Linked DNA regions of Homo sapiens: region 2 is linked to region 1. Evidence: chromatin contacts called from ENCODE Hi-C or POLR2A ChIA-PET data. All regions are on one chromosome and are shown on one strand. The core of a region is the stretch at or near the end of the contact, and the rest is flanking DNA. Distances in the headings are between cores, read along the strand shown. Region 1 holds the start of ZNF445 (zinc finger protein 445). Region 2 holds the start of KIAA1143.

Region 1 (2,700 bases), core at 77-2,576:
CCTCAACCCTGCTGTGACACTTGGGAGACTGAGTTTCCTGGATTGCCCTCTGGCTTCCAGTTGAGTTGGGCCAATGGGAAGCCCTGGCAGGAGATCAGAAGAGAGCTGGGTTCAGGTTATTTATTACCTCAGCTTCCTTTGTGCTGGACTATGGCTTGGATGTAGCCCTCAACTGAAAGCCACAGTTTCTCTCAGATGGCCTGCTCCTAGGGGTGAGAATAGCTTCTAAATTTTGCTAGCCATGGGATTCTGCACCACTCCGTGTTGCATTTCCTTAACCCTGTCCACTTTGTGTAAATCGCCCCTTGTGAACTCTCCCCACTTACCTTGTTTGAATGTGCCATCTGTTTCTCTATCACCTTGTCACCATCTTCCTGGTGTTCAGGATCTATTCTCTGTTTCCATCTTTGGTGACTGGGGCATTAAAAAGGGGTGGATCAGATGAGTAAAGCAAAGCCTCAGGGCACAGATGGGCATCATCAATGCCCATCTGAAAGATCAATCGTCAACATGTTGCAGCCTGCCACTAGGAAGCACAAACCAGAGGACTACCAGGACAGCAGCTTGTAGCATGCCCTCCAATGGCAGCAGATGGCCTTATGGCTTTGGCTGTGCACCCTCAAGGTTCTCTGGCACTGGCAATAGATGACATTTGCTCCTACAGGGGGTGGGCAACCTCTCCAGGTTGCTTCACCTCCTCTTCAAGCAGCCCCTCCACCCCCTACCCCCAACCTACTCCTCCCAGATTCCACATATTATTGGGCAATGGCATCATTGTTCACTCACCAGGCGAGCCTAGTTAGAATTCACCCACAGGAGAAAACGAGTGAAGGCCGTGGGAAGCTAAAGTATGGTGCACCTCTGAGCTGGCTATGAACAAGTATTCCTGGGTATGGTGATGATGGGGATGAGCTCGTCTTGGAAAGGCAGGAGTTCTGGCACCTAGCTTCCCGTAGGATCTGGTTCCCCTCTTTGAAGTGTACCCAGGCGAAGAATGAGTGGCTCCCTTAACCCCTTCTCCTGGCCAGGACCAGTCTGCTAGATACTGCTGGCCCTATTTTCACCCCTAGCTTTGGATCCCTTTCTTCCCTGGAGGGAAAGAGGCCTTCAGGGCAGCCCCGCAGACACGACAGGAGGGATGCAAGAAAACAGGCGCGGCTGGGCATCCGAGCGTGGAAGGGAAATGTCCAACTGAGGGAGGTGAGGGATGTTGGACAAGCCCCGCCGCCCGCCGCACCGGAGCCGGAGAGAAGCAGAGACGTTGGGCCTCCCAGTTTCCTAGAGAGGCCGCGGAGGGCCCCGGGCGCCGACGCGCGTGCGCGACTGGAGCCGCCGGGAGGTAGGCGCGGGACGGGCGGCTGCGGTGGCGGCGGGTGGACCGATTGTCGCTCGGCGGCGGGAGTCGGTGAGAGGCCTGGCGGGGCGCGGGGGTGGGGGTGGCGGCATTGCGGGCGCGGGGCTCCCCGAAGTCCGCGGCATTCTCGGGCCTGCCCGGGCGGCGGACGGGGCCCGGCCTGGAGGCTGCGCCCGTGGCGGGGGTCTGGCGGTGGATCCCGCCCCCGCCACGCTGAGGGCGTATCTAGAACCTCTTTGCCTCCCAGGCGTCCGGGGTAGAGAATCTGGAGCCCGGGTTTCTCCGGGCTTTCTCGTTTCATCCAATTCTGCATATAAAGCGTATTTATCAGAGACAATTAGATAACACGGGAAAGTAGAAGAAAAGTAAAAGTAGCCGCAATCCTGAAATCTGTCTCCAGGCCTCCTGACATTTAAAATATCTGTGCATAATTCTGCACACTGACATCCATAAATATATATTACGAAATGAGAGCGTGCTCTTGCTTTTTAAAAAACCTGTTAGTATTATTGTGAGGAAACAATATTGTGCCAAAATAACACATAACATTTACCATACAATACATAAACGTTTACCATTTAACCATTTGGAAGTGTGTAATTCAGTGACATTAAGTATATCCATACTACTGCTTTTTAAAAATTATAATCTCCTGAATTTGTAGAATGCATTTGTTCTTATTTTGGCTAAAATTAGTGCTGGCATTATGACACCACTAAAACATTTTTTTTTTGGCGAGGATAATTAAGAAATCGTGTTTGCAGTTTATTTTCTGTAGGAGACACATTTGCATGAAGCTCTAAATGGTGAAGTGACATTTGTGCAGAAAAATAGCAAAATCTTGTTTGTCAGGGTGGTTATCTTTCACAATGAAGTAACTAGTATATAAAATGCAGTTTTTAAACAAAGGCAGAGCTCTAACCTGCAGCGATTGTAGCACACTCTGACTTGCACAGGCCTAAGAGATCAGAGTATTGTCTCCTTCCGAATTTAAAAGTGGTGGCCAGGAAAGAATGTTATTCTGTTTCAAACGGCTTGTAGTGCAAAACTAAAAACTCAGTATTAGGTTGGTTGTTTTGCAAGGAAGTGCCAGGGAGTGGTTTGAGCAGTAATTTGATTAAGCAGTTTCAGAGAGCCTCCATGTGTTGTGTGTGTGTCTGCGTGTGTGTGTGTGCATGCATGTGTGTGCATATTCAGGGACCAAAGAATTAGGCTGCTCTTTTATGTTATCTTAATGAAAGGCAGACACATTTTGGTTAGAAAAAAAAAAAAGTCTTACTGTAAGCCGAAAAGATGAGAATGTTTTGAAGATAAACCTCAGTATGCACTTAAAAAGGAAACTGACA
Region 2 (2,700 bases), core at 115-2,614, 280 kb before region 1:
CAAATTTTTTGCTTGAGTCCAGATTTAGTGACTGATCCATAAAGTGGAAACAAAGAACAAACAGTATGATTGTTCAGAAAGCAGGATGAACATTTCTCTCCAATAAGGTACCATTTTGTGAGCTCATAGTCCTTGAATACTGAAAATGATGAAAGGAAAAGGAATATTTTATATGCAAAAAGGTAGCATAAGGAGGTGTTCCGATTAGGTGTGATCGACCTAAAAGATTAATGAAACAACAAACCCATCAAAAACGACTACAATTGACAGAAAGCTAGAAACATTAACGGCGTTGGAAAGCTCAAATGACAGAAGTTCACAAATTCTTAATCATCTAATCCAGGCCTCTCCTCATTACCATTCAGACCACTCACAAAGATCCCATTAAATCAGCTCATAATCAGGTTTACAAAAATAAGACTCCTTAAGAGATGTGGCAATGTGAGAAGTGGAGCACGTACACAGGCACAGCAAATGACTACGTTAGTGAAAACTGTAGGGTTTATCATAAGCAAAATGACAGTGCTCTCCTCCGTGAAAAAGAGAAAGAAATCGGACGGGTCTCCTTTAAGTGAAAATAGAGACTGTGAGAACATAAAGACATTGCTGACATCTGTGTTTTAACATTCCATTTATTTAAGGAAAGAGGAGAAAGAAATGTTTGGAATATAAATAAACCCTTCCCTATAGGAAGGTCAGAAATGTAGAAATACGCAGAAGCTGGTGGGAGCAAAAGCCGATCCTGAGACAAGGATATCTAGAGAGGTAGCCCTGGTCGGGATGTGGGAAGAGGCCTGCGAAGAAACAGCAGAACCAAGGGAAAGAAAGGGAAGAACGTCAGGTCCACTGCTCATCCCGAGCGCCTAGAACTGCGCCAGACTCCTGGCATGCGCACAGGACACTGAAGGAAGGGATGAGCTTTTCGGCTAGCGTATTGTCTTTGAGCGACAGAGCGGGATTCCCAAACGTCCCCGCCGGTCACTCAGCTCCTGCAGTTCATGCCTAGCAAGAACCTTGCGGGCGGTCCGAGGCTGCCATCCTTTCACAGCTGTATTTGGGGGCAAAAATAGGGTAACGAAGCCGGGGGCCCAGACTTACTTTTGCAGCCGGGTGCCATAGCGCCCTCACCCCTCGATCCCGAAAACAATGCAGCCGGTGCCTCCACCTCCCGACTGCACCGCGCGCGACTGAATTCCGCCCGCTCAAGATGGCCGCAAATTTGAATTTGGCGCTTGGATCGGACGTTGACGCCCGCATGGAGGCCGCCATGTTGCCCGGCCTACGCATCGGGGGCGTGGCCCAGTGACGTCACAGCTAAGCGCCTCTGTATCGTCGCGAATCCGTCGCGGAACCTGTCTTCTGTCTTTACCCAGAGCTACCATGAGCAAGCGGAACCAGGTATCGTACGTGCGGCCAGCCGAGCCGGCGTTTCTGGCCCGCTTCAAGGAACGGGTCGGCTACAGGGAGGGACCCACCGTAGAGACTAAGGTGAGCCTTCGCCAGTCGTGTTTCTTCGGAAGCGCAGCCAGCCCGCCACTTTCAACTTTTGCCTCTACTTGGAGGGTGGGTGCTGTCGGGTCCCTCTTTTCACCCGCGCTCGAACCCAATTCCGGTGGAACTCGGACCCCCAGGCTGGTTCTTTTCAAGCGACCACAGCCCCCTACGCCCAGGAAGCTCTGTAGTTTTCAGAGCGCTGCTGTGTTCCTGAAAATGAACTGACGTGTAAACCACCTGGTCCTTGGTAGATGGTAAAGAAAGATCACTTTATTGTCTCTTCTTTCTCACTTGTTTACCTCAAAAGCTGTGAGTTCGCAGGGTGAGTTAGAGTTACAGCGTCGTCCCGTATTCCAGATAAGGACACAGGCCACTCGATCAAATGACCCCCGCCCCAACCATGTCCTAGGACTCGAGTCTGGAACGTCTTCGGAGGAATGTCCTGAATCTGTTTCTATGCTTTGTTAATTAAAAATAAATAAAAATAATATAGAGAAGGTCGGGCACAGTGGCTCACGCCTGTAATCCCAGTACTTTGGGAGGCCTAGGTGGGCGGATCACCTGAGGTCAGGAGTTCGAGACCAGCAGAGCCAATAGCCAATATGGTGAAACCCCCCGTCTCTGCTAAAAATACAAAAATTAGCCGGGCATGGTGGCACATGCCTGTAGTCCCAGCTACTCCGGAGGCTGAGACAGAATCGCTCGAACCCGGGAGGTGGACGTTGCAGTGAGTTGAGATGGCGCAGCTGCACTCCAGCCTGGACAACAGAGCGAGACTCCGTCTCAAAAAAAAAAAAAAAAAGCCGGGCCTGGTGGCTCACGCCTGTAATCCCAGCGCTCTGGGAGGCTGAGGCGGCAGATCACGAGGTCAGGAGATCGAGACCATCCTGGCTAAAACAGTGAAACCGCGTCTCTACTAAAAATACAAAAAATTAGCCAGGCATGGTGGCGGGCGCCTGTAGTCCCAGCTACTCGGGAGGCTGAGGCAGGAGAATGGCGTGAACCCAGGAGGAGGAGCTTGCAGTGAGCCGAGATCGCGCCACTGCACTCCAGACTGGGCGACAGAGCGAGACTCCGTCTCAAAAAAAAGAAAAAAAAGAAGAGTAAGCAGAAGCCGTAAATATCCTGGGTCTAAATAGAAGAAGAGGAGCTTCAGGAAAGAGCCACACCTGACTATTGTTGTCTAGGGCCGGAGGGATCAGTATT

The links. Hi-C counts contacts between places; a loop is a spot of excess contacts on that map. ChIA-PET counts read pairs that join two places held with the same protein, here RNA polymerase II (POLR2A). Pooled maps may share reads with other maps.
Region 2: a loop to region 1 is called in a map of CD8-positive, alpha-beta T cell, with 14 times the contacts of the local background. The contact joins the promoter of KIAA1143 here to the promoter of ZNF445 in region 1. A Hi-C loop is called at or near these places in 6 of 168 maps with a recorded cell type or tissue (CD4-positive, alpha-beta T cell, CD4-positive, alpha-beta memory T cell, CD8-positive, alpha-beta T cell and 1 more), 4 of 37 single-sample maps with no recorded cell type and 18 of 50 pooled maps. POLR2A ChIA-PET finds 5 or more read pairs at or near these places in 3 of 52 experiments (T-cell, activated CD4-positive, alpha-beta T cell and activated naive CD4-positive, alpha-beta T cell).

What each region holds. Positions count from the first base shown.
Region 1 is chr3:44,476,296-44,478,995 of GRCh38, reverse strand. ZNF445 (zinc finger protein 445) reads left to right here and starts at 1,326. Exons shown (of 8, transcript NM_181489.6): 1 at 1,326-1,405. LOC101928529 (a long non-coding RNA gene) reads right to left here and starts at 1,306. Exons shown (of 4, transcript XR_940785.4): 1 at 787-1,306; 2 at 327-414. RefSeq lists silencers at 1,349-1,508, 1,529-1,578.
Region 2 is chr3:44,760,283-44,762,982 of GRCh38, reverse strand. KIAA1143 reads left to right here and starts at 1,364. Exons shown (of 3, transcript NM_020696.4): 1 at 1,364-1,488. The coding sequence starts at 1,381. KIF15 (kinesin family member 15) reads right to left here and starts at 1,189. Exons shown (of 35, transcript NM_020242.3): 1 at 1,099-1,189. The coding sequence starts at 1,117. RefSeq lists enhancers at 1,139-1,418, 2,209-2,700.